2 separate regions of the Homo sapiens genome follow, and region 1 is linked to region 2. A link is a loop called in an ENCODE intact Hi-C map of the cell type or tissue named here. Cell type or tissue: MCF 10A. All regions are shown on one strand.

The links. A loop is a pair of places that touch in the nucleus more often than their neighbours do. Peaks named below come from ENCODE experiments on the same cell type or tissue, not always from the same donor. Only the 100,000 strongest peaks of a DNase experiment are listed, where the experiment ranks them.
Region 1: it touches region 2 in a loop (12-fold over the local background); 1 of 110 quality-filtered maps calls a loop at or near these places.

Annotation. Positions count from the first base shown.
Region 1 is chr2:7,809,947-7,814,946 of GRCh38, forward strand. The region is part of intron 3 of LOC105373408 (a long non-coding RNA gene); the gene reads right to left. Among named protein-coding and RNA genes, the nearest start is that of LINC01871, 87 kb to the left of the region's middle. In MCF 10A, no CTCF peak of the experiment used is centred here; a DNase peak (open chromatin) is centred at 2,485.
Region 2 is chr2:7,705,200-7,710,199 of GRCh38, forward strand. No RefSeq gene overlaps it. Among named protein-coding and RNA genes, the nearest start is that of LINC01871, 18 kb to the right of the region's middle. In MCF 10A, no CTCF peak of the experiment used is centred here; no DNase peak of the experiment used is centred here.

The DNA.
Region 1 (5,000 bases), 100 kb after region 2:
TTTCATAAAGTTTGCCTATAGTTTTAATATTTGAGAGACAGATTGGCTAGATATCAAATCATTGGTCCTCACATTTCCTGGAGGAGTCATGTAGGTGCTGCCTCACTTTCCTCTGGTGTTAACGATTTTGGGGGGAAATTTGAGATTACATTTTTTTCCATTCTTATTGTGATGTTTTCCCTGGCTGCCCTAAGAATTCTTCCTTTATCTTTAAAACCGTTAGCTTCATTCGTGCAGGTCTCAAAGTTGACCATTTCACATCAATTTCCTCTAGCACATAATGAAGACTTTCCACACATAGATTCAAGTATTCTTTCATTTCAGGAAAATAAATGTTTTATTTCATTTTATTTTTTTGAGACAGAGTTTCGCCCTTGTCGCCCAGGCTGGAGTGCACTGGTGCGATCTCCGCTCACTGCAAACTCTGCCTCCGGGTTCCAGAGATTATCCTGCCTCAGCCTCCTGAGCAGCTGGGATTACAGATGCCGGCCAGCAAGCCTGGCTAATTTTCTGTATTTTTAGTAGAGATGGGGTTTCACCATGTTGGGCAGGCTGGTCTCTAACTCCTGACCTCAGGTGATCCACCTGCCTTGGCCTCACAAAGTGCTGGGATTACAGGCTTGAGCCATCATGCCTGGCCAATAATTGTTTTTTTTAATAACATTAAATGTCTGTTGTATTCTACTGTGGCAGTGTGTTCTATTGCTTCTTTGGAGACGCCAATGTGTATGTTAGCTCTATTTTCTAGCCTTTTTATGGCTATTATTTTCTTTCTTATCCTTTTTAGTCCTTTGTTTTCATTTCTATTTGTTTTAGTTTTGTACGTTTTTCACATCTCTCATTTCTAGCCGTGTCTCTTGGTAGATTTTGTGAAGTACCTATTTTCCCACACTTCATTTTTATGATCTTTCCATTTCTTTTCTTCTACTTTTGTTCTCAAGTTATACTAGTAACTTTTTAAAAAATCTCCTTTTATCAGCTTTCAATTATTTCCCTCCAGTCTTGCATTTCTGAGCTGTGGTCTTTCTGCTCAGAGTAAACTGTTTCAAAGCCTTGTGTTTCATAGGGAAATGGGAACAACTTTCTTTTGCTATATGGCAATACTTTTTCTGGTAAGTCATCATATATCAAGTTTTTTTACATTTATTTATTGTTAGATCATTGTTGTGTCTTTTAACACTTAGCATTGAATAGGTTGGATTTTCTTAAGTCGTATTCACAGGAATTTCTGAGAGTGGTGGCTGTTGGGGGAGAAACTAAGACTAGCAGGCTGACAATCTAGGGTTCAGAGCTGGAAGGTTCAGTAGATGCCCACTGCCACAGAAACTGTTTTTCTCTAATACCTCAGGTGAGTCATTCTCTACCCCTAAGTTATCTTTGCCCTGATTCAAAATAGATACAGAAACAATTATTCCACCATCCTTGCTCTCCCCAGTTTCCCGACCCATTGTTGCCACACAGGCAGCAAAATATGTTCTTTTTGGGGTACCCGCTTGCCTTCAGGAGTGTCTTTTGCTGGCCTATTCTAAGGTCACCTGCTGGGTCTCTCACTACCACTGACCTTCTCCTCCTTCCTTCCTTACACCAGTGTTTCTGCATGATCTTGGAGGATTTGGGCAAGCTTTGTATGTATTTAGAGATCTGTGGATTTATATGTATCATCAAGTTCCACTAAAACTGGAGATTATATGCTTGTTTTTGTTTCATTTTGTTTTGTCTTTTAACGTTCTCCCTGCTGCTTTGGTATAATGTCCATGGGGAGAACCGAAAAACGCTGACTTGTACCTGTGTTCACCCAGGAAGTTTCTTCAGTACTTTTGACACAAAACTTTTTTCACTCATATTATCTGTTGTGTAATGTTCCAAGGATTTAAAAATTTAAATTCCTCTTGTTTAAAGAAGTACTTTTTAGACTTTTTGATTATATCTTCAGGTAAAAAGTATAAGTGCACTCTACCCTGAGATTCATACATTTCCAAATATACATACACATCTATAACAAATAGCAACCAAATAATTCTCAGTTTTGCCAGTATACTGCACTAATATTTTCTTTTTTCACTCTGTTCTACTTTTTTTTAAATGCTTGTAATGCCTCATTAAATTCAGTTTATGATTCACTAGTGGCTTATTATCCTCTCTTTGGAAAACTTTCATCTGGAAGATGTATTTATTCTGTACCTAATATTTATTGAGCATCTTCAATGGCTGACATACTGTGCACATTCAAATATAATTTCTATCCTCATGAAAATTTACAGAAAGGCAACTAAATGGTTGAGTATTAATAAGGCAATTGTGAAGAGGATGATAATTGTACCATAACTACCTTATATTTACATAGCCTAATAGAGTTAATAATTTTGTAATTTATATCTAATTAATTTTTTAAAACACTGTACCAGTTGGGCAGGGATTATGTTGTTTCTCAAGTAACATTTTTTAAGGCTCAGGAATGTTGTGACTCACTCAAGATCACACAGTCATATGGGCGGACTATAACATATGTGCTTTGATTCTTAGTCATTGCTCTTTATATCCCATTAAACACAGAATCGATTCCAACAATTAACTATCAGAGAATATTAAACATAGATAAAATAAAAATTGATTTTAAAGAGTGAAATACCAGCACTGCATAAAAATATTTTTTATTCATCTTCAAACATTAATTCTAGGAAGCATACCTTAAAATGCTTGGGTAGTTAAGATAACAACACACACACACACACCCCTCAGAGGTGCTCTCTGGAATGGAGATATGGTTAGCATTAAAAGAAAAACTTCAGCCAAATTAAATTTAAAGGAGTTTGAGCAATGAATGATTCATGAACTGGGCAGCCCACAGAATCACAGCAGATTCAGAGAGACTCCAGGGATACCTTGTGGTCAGAACAAATTTACAGACAAAAAAGAAAAGTGATCTACAGAAATTGAAAGTGAGGTACAGAAACAGCTGGATTGGTTACTGGTGTTTGCCTTGTTTGAACACAGTTTGAACACCCATCAGTCTATGAGTGATTGAAATATGGCAACTGGGATTGGCCAACACTCAGCTATTGTTACAGGCGCATACTCCTAAGTTAGGTTTTCAGTCTTGTCTACCTATTAAGCTAAGTTACGGTTCATCCACAGGGACTCAAATATAGAAGTATGGAGTCCTTTGCAGGCCATATTTAGTCCACTTTAACAATGGTAACTATGTTTCCCCAAGGATTGCTACCAGCTGACAGTAAATGCTCAAGATCAGTGGAGAAAATGGACTGAGTGATACGTTCTGTGGACATATATTTATGGAAGGCAGCTTGAAGGAGGTAATGAGAGTTGGGGATCTTTTGTAATGTATAGAGTTTGATATCAGCAAGAAGGCACAGGCCTAGACTCTGCTTCTAGAATCTCAATCTTCTGGGAGTGTGGCTCCTTGGTGAATGCCATTGTAATGGAGACCAACCCAAGAGAGCTGACCTCAAGCCCTCTGAGGAAGACGGACCGATTCAAAGGACTGCAAATGACCCACATATCTGAGCAGAGGGTCTTTTAGGGTCAGGGAGTATTTGATATAGGGGAATCAGACTAGCAGAGCCAAGACACCTGCATGGAAACTAGCAGAGGCAGTGGAGTGATTTTCATTGGAGAGCTAAGCCTTTCCAAGGAGCAGTAGACCCTAACCAGGATACCTGTCCCACCTGCTTGTGTCAAGCTTCTTAGGCCTTCCAGATCTGACTGCCTTACTTGACCTGCTCCCATGCTCACATCAGCCATGTGAATTGACCAGTCATAGCTTGGCTTCCATCCCATTTTTGCCTAAGACCAGTATCAACTCCCACAAACCAGACACCCTTGAAAACTCCAAGCTGGTGTCCTCGGCTGTCATAGTCCATCAACGACAGTCTAACAGAGAAGATTTCATCCATATCTGCAAACTGAGCTGAGGGGTTGAAAATAAGGAGGTTATGAAAGAAAACAATAAAGCAAAGATTGAAAGGCTCTGCAGAAAAGGAAAAGAGAAAACAAAGGCTAGACACAGGTTGTGTTTTCCTTCAGAGAGCCTGCATAAGCATCTCAGACTTCAGCAGGATGTCCAGATGTCGCCGAATGAGAATACAGCCAAATGCAGTTCATGAACTTGCTCACGTTTTCAGCGCTGCCGCAGCTGTGACCTGGAATTTAGCCTTAAACTATGGCAGTGTGACTTTCAAGGGAAACGCGAACATTTAGTTACTGGCCAACAGCTTTTTGCCAGTGATTCATTCACAACATGGGGCAGTCCTACTGAAGTGAAATTTTATTATTTAATTGATATAATCCAAAACTCCATGAAGAGTTCATTCATTCATTACTCATTTGCAAAGTAGTTTGTTCTTCTTCTAAAATGGAATTTCATGACTATATTCCCAGAGACAGGATCAGGGTCTGGCACATAATAGGCATGCAATAAATATTTTATTGAATAAATGAGTGAATGAACTCAAGAGATTGTTGTAAATGCCTTTATGTGAGATACAGCCAATTCAAAATAAACCCATTCCCAGGCTTCAAGACATTAGGTATGGGAGGCAACCACATAAACTCTAGAATACAGAAGGTAAGTGTTTCTTCTAGATATGGTTTGGATTCGTGTTCCCTCCTAAATTTCATGTTGAATTTTAAGCCCCAGTGTTGGAGGTGGGGCCTGCTGAGAAGCGATTGGATCATGGGGGCAGACTTCTTATATGTGGTTTAGCACCATCTTCTTGGTACTGTTCTCATGATAGTGAGTTCTCATGAGATCTGGTTGTTTAAAAGTGTGTGGCACCTGCTCCCTCTCTTTCTCTTGCTCCTGCCCCTGCCATGTAAGATGCCTGTTTCCCCTTTGCCTTCTGCCATGATTGGAAGCTTCCTGAGGCCTCCACAAAAGCAGAAGCTACTATGCTTCCTGTACAGTCTACAGAACTGCAAACCAATTAAACCTCTTTTCATTAGAAATTACCCAGTCTCAGGTATTTCTTTATAGCAATGCG
Region 2 (5,000 bases):
TACCATGAAACTTTACTAAACATCCACCTGTCAGTAAAGAAACTGATTATTTTTTGTAGATTTGCATTCTCCTGAAAAAGAAACAGGTGTGAAAACCTGCAGGTATTTATCCACCAACAAAAAATAAAGGATATCTGTGAAATGTGGAGGAAGAAGTAAACACGAATATAATCTTAAAATTGCAAAATCTCAGTATGTGATTCCAAACTCCAAGAACAAAAAGATTCCATGGAAGAAGGGAAATGCCTTCTTATCCTTGTGGAACCGTTCTCAAATACCAGGAATCTCATTCAGTTGTATCTATCTATCTATCTATCTATCTATCTATCTATCTATCTATCAATCTAGTTATAGTTTTTGATCCCTACAACAATCTTCCATGATGATTTATGGTAATATATTCTAATTTTATTGATGTAAGAATTATGGTTAAATTAAGAACCCAGGTGGAAGTTTCCTTTGAGCCTAAAAGTTCATCAGCCTGGGAAAAACAGCAAGACTTCCACTCTAAAAAAAAAAAATTTAAAGATTAATTTTTTAATTAATTTCTTAATTACAGGTTGCATGTGCCTGTAGTATCTGCTACTTGGGGGCTGAGGCAAGAAGATGGCTTGACCCCAGGAGGTCAAAGCTACAGTGAGCCCCGATGGCACCACAGCACTTCAGCCTGGGGGATGGAGTGAAGAACTAAGGTTAAGCAATTTTCCCAAGATCTTAATGATCATAAATGGAATTTCCTTATTTGCTATTAAATGTCTGTGAATCTGCTGCCATCTTCTCTATTACTCCCCATATTGGTCAATTTATATCTTTCTTCCTTTTTTCTTAGTCATTCTTGCTAGAGGTTTATCAATTCCATTGGCCTTTTCAAACCACAGGTTTTGGGTATTATTGATTTTTCTCTACTGGGTTTCTGTTGTTCTTTTTAATTTCATTGATTTCTGCTCCTTTTCATTTCCTCCCTTCGGCCTGCTTTGTGTTTATATTGCTCTTTCATTTCTGGTTTCTTTGATTGACTTGAGCCCTTGCTTTTTTCTTTCCTTTTTTTTTTTTTTTGAGACGGAGTCTCGCTCTGTCTCCCTGGCTGGACTGCAGTGGCGCGATCTCAGCTCACTGCAAGCTCCACCTCCCGGGTTCACGCCATTCTCCTGCCTCAGCCTCCCGAGTAGCTGGGACTACAGGCACCCGCCATCAGGCCCGGCTAATTTTTTGTATTTTTAGTAGAGACGAGGTTTCATCGTGTTAGCCAGGATGGTCTCGATCTCCTGACCTGGTGATCTGCCCACCTCGGCCTCCCAAAGGGCTGGGATTACAGCCGTGAGCCACCGCGCCCGGCCTGAGCCCTTGCTTTTTTCTAATGGAAGCATTAATGCTACAATTTCTCTCTAAATTGCATTCAGTGGGAGAGAGAAGAAGGTGTGAGCCTGCTCCATCTTGTACAGAACCAGAGCCCTAGAGGTTAGGTTAAGTGAAGCATTAAGCAGCATGGAATAATCCTGAGCTTTGGAATCAAATTGGCTTGGGTTCCATTCACTATCTACCTGACCAACTGTGTGTCTTCGGAAAAGCTCTTAGAAGCCTCATTTTCTTGATTACAGTTGTTATAAAATGAGACAAAAATTCTTATTTCTGGTGTTTCCATGAGAATGCATATAAGAGAATGTAGAAAGGCTATACATAATTGCTTGATAGATTTTTTTTTATTGTTCTTTCCCTTATAGTCTTGATTGTTTCCATAGTTCAGGTCACAGAGGTTTGACTGTCCATACACATCACCATGACTCACAACAAATCTCGGCTTCTTCACCCCTCGCATCTTGACCTCTGCTACTTGCCTACTTATTTAATATTCAAATGTGCTCAGCAATTATTAATCACCTATTCCATGCCAGGTATTGTGCTAAGTTTTTCCTCATATATTAGTTTTGAATGTCAAATATATTATTGTGGAGGAAGTTATCATCCAACTTTTCCTTACAAATAAAAAAAAAAGACAAGTCCTTGCCAAGTTTACACAATTTGTATGGTATGAAGCTAAGATTCAAACCCATGGCAGCTTGGCTGTAATTCTGTGCTTTTCTTAATACACTACAGCTGCTCCTCATTTTCACCCTTTACCTGTCTGGCTTTCTCAGTATCAGTCTATTGACATGCTCTAATAGCTTAAAGGTCTCAGACCCAGGATTGCTGACTCTAGCCTGGACATCTGTCTCCCTTTACCATTTCAGCTGTGGCCCTGGGGCTCCCACCGCCTACTATCCGGACATCAAAGTGTGAAACACCAGAAGCATGGCAGGCCCAGTGAATTCAAGGTAGTGTTTAATTAAACATGCACCCACTACTTAGGAAAGTATATACTTTTTGAATTCCTAAAAGCAAACCTTTTCAATGTATTAAAATTAGAGATTTGTATTCATAGCTGAATGGAGAATTGCTTCTTACTATCACCATTTCCATTTCCAGTCAAGGACAAATCTGCTTTTCCTAAAACATAATGTCAGTTCCTATCATTCCTATGTGCACTGTGGGTCTATCACAGATACATATCCTTCATCATAATGCTTTTCTAAGTAATGAGTCTATAAGCCCCTCTACTCTCCTTCTCCTCAAAGTTTCCCTGAGCCAGGACAGACTTAAGAATGAATCATGCTCTACTCATCCCACTGGCATTTTAGTTCCACTCTGCCCACCCCTGCAGGCTCTTTACCTTCATTAAAGTCAGGATGTCTTAACTAACAAGAAATAAGTAGAGCCAGGGCAAAAGATGAGTAGAGCCAGAGCTATTTCCACGTGAATCAGAAACAAGTGTAGATAGGGAAGATCTAGAGATGGGGGCGGGGTTGGGTAGGAGCAGTACTAGAGGCAGAAGGAAGAGATGGGAAGGGAGATAGATTGAGGGAGGCATCACAGACAGAAGAGAAGACCCTCAGCTGAACTCTGGGGTCCCTATTCTTCAGTCAGCAGCTTGGCTTAGAGCAAGACACTCATCTTCTCTGGTGGCCCCTTTCCTCCTTTTTAATTAAGGGTTTGGGATTAGATGACCAGAGGGTTACATATGGTCCTTACATCCCAGGCTGTTCTGAAAATAGCACAGCTTTACACATTTGCAAGTATAGTAAGAAGTCCCTCTTTCTTTCCACACTGACTATTGTACAAAAATTAAATTGAAATTTGGTTGCTGAGAACCTAAGCCACATTTTCTTTCAGTAACATCAACATTCTACATGATGCTTAACATGTCGACTAAACCCTGGTGAACCCATGATGGACTTGAACTGTACTAGAATGACATACAGCTCCCAGGAGAAGAAAGGGAGAGAGGGTGAGAACCAGTTTCCTGAAATATTGCTGAGCATGGAGTATCTTCCTATCTACCCTACTAGCCCTTTCTTCATGGCCCCATAGCCCACTAATAGTGATTTCAGTAAGCCCCATTTCTCAAGAAGTCGTGGGCTACAACATCAGCATCCAATTAATTCCCTCATCAAAATTTCTGGGTGGGTGTGGTGGCTCATGCCTGTAAGCCCAGCACTTTGGGAAGCCCAGGCAGGTGGATCACCTGAGGTCAGGAGTTCGAGACCAACCTGGCCAACATGGCGAAACCTCGTCTCTGCTAAAAATACAAAAATTAGCCAGGCATGATGGAACTTGCCTGTAGTCCCAGCTACTTGGGAGGCTGAGGCAGGAGAATTGCTTGAACCTGGGAGGCAGAGGTTGCAGTGAGCCAAGATCGTGCCCCTGCACTCCAGGCTGGGTGACAGAGTGAGACTGTCTCAAAAAAAGAAGAAAAAATATTTCCTAGGAACCTCCCCTTAGCCCCACCTTCTTATGCTAAACAGCAGGAGGAAAATGAGTAGTGCACTAGTAAGTTAAGTGACTGATAGACCTTAATCTTCCTTCCTTGCTGTTTAATTTTAATGAAGATTAATACTGAGCTAATATTTAATGGGATAAGGGTTTTATATATAGAATAAACAGATTTGGCTGTGGAGAGAAGAGGTATTTGAGGCATGTAATTATGTTTGTCAGAAAACCAGATTCACCTAAGAAAAGCCCCAGATCAGCACTCTGAGATTTGTTTACTCCCTGCTTCAACCCCATACCCACAAGGTTATTAAAAGTTCTAAATATTCACCTTCTTGTATCAAAATACAGGAGTTCCAGAAAGAGTGATAGCTGGAAGAGCCACTCTCAAGTAGGTTTGAAATATTATATATCTTGAAAGAATAATCATAAATGATGGGCCACACAGCACTGTCCTCCACTCAACGTACAGGCATTTTAGGCCAAGGCAAACTGGCCTTTCTCTCCCAGGCTCTTTTTCCCCATCATACGCACAGTAAGAGGACATACATGAAGGTGCAGTGTTATGGACTGACTATCTGGGCTCTTCCAAAATGTATATGTTGAAGCTCTAACACCCAGTGTGATGGTGTTTAGAGGTGGGACCTTTGGCAGGTACTTAGGGTTAGATGACATCACGAGGGTGGGGCTCTCTTGATGGGATTTTTATCCTTATAAGAAAAGGAAGAGAGACCAGAGCACTTTCTCTCTCTCTCCCTGTCTGCCATATGAGAACAGTCAGAAGGCAGCCACCTGCAAGCCAGGAAAAGAGCCCTCACCAGGAACAGAATCTGCCAGCACCTTGTTCTTGGACTTCCAGCTTCCAGAACTGTGAAAAATAAATGTCTCTTGTCTACAGTATTTTCTTCTAGCAGCCTGAGCAGAATAAGACATGTGCCATTCAGCAGGAGGCTAAGGTTCATGCTCCCACAGAGCCAACAACAGAGTCGTCTTCAAGTAGAAACATCCCCAAAGTTCATGGTATCCCCATGGTAGAGACAGCTTTCTTTGTGGCCTGACTCAGCTGCTTGGGTTGAGTCACTCAGCTCAGCTGGTAGGGACAGAAGCATCTCTGTAGGTGAGATGGGCAGGGGTGGAAGAGCTGTGAGTTCCGCTCACTGGAATCCAGCCGAACACCCACATATCTCAGCCTGGAA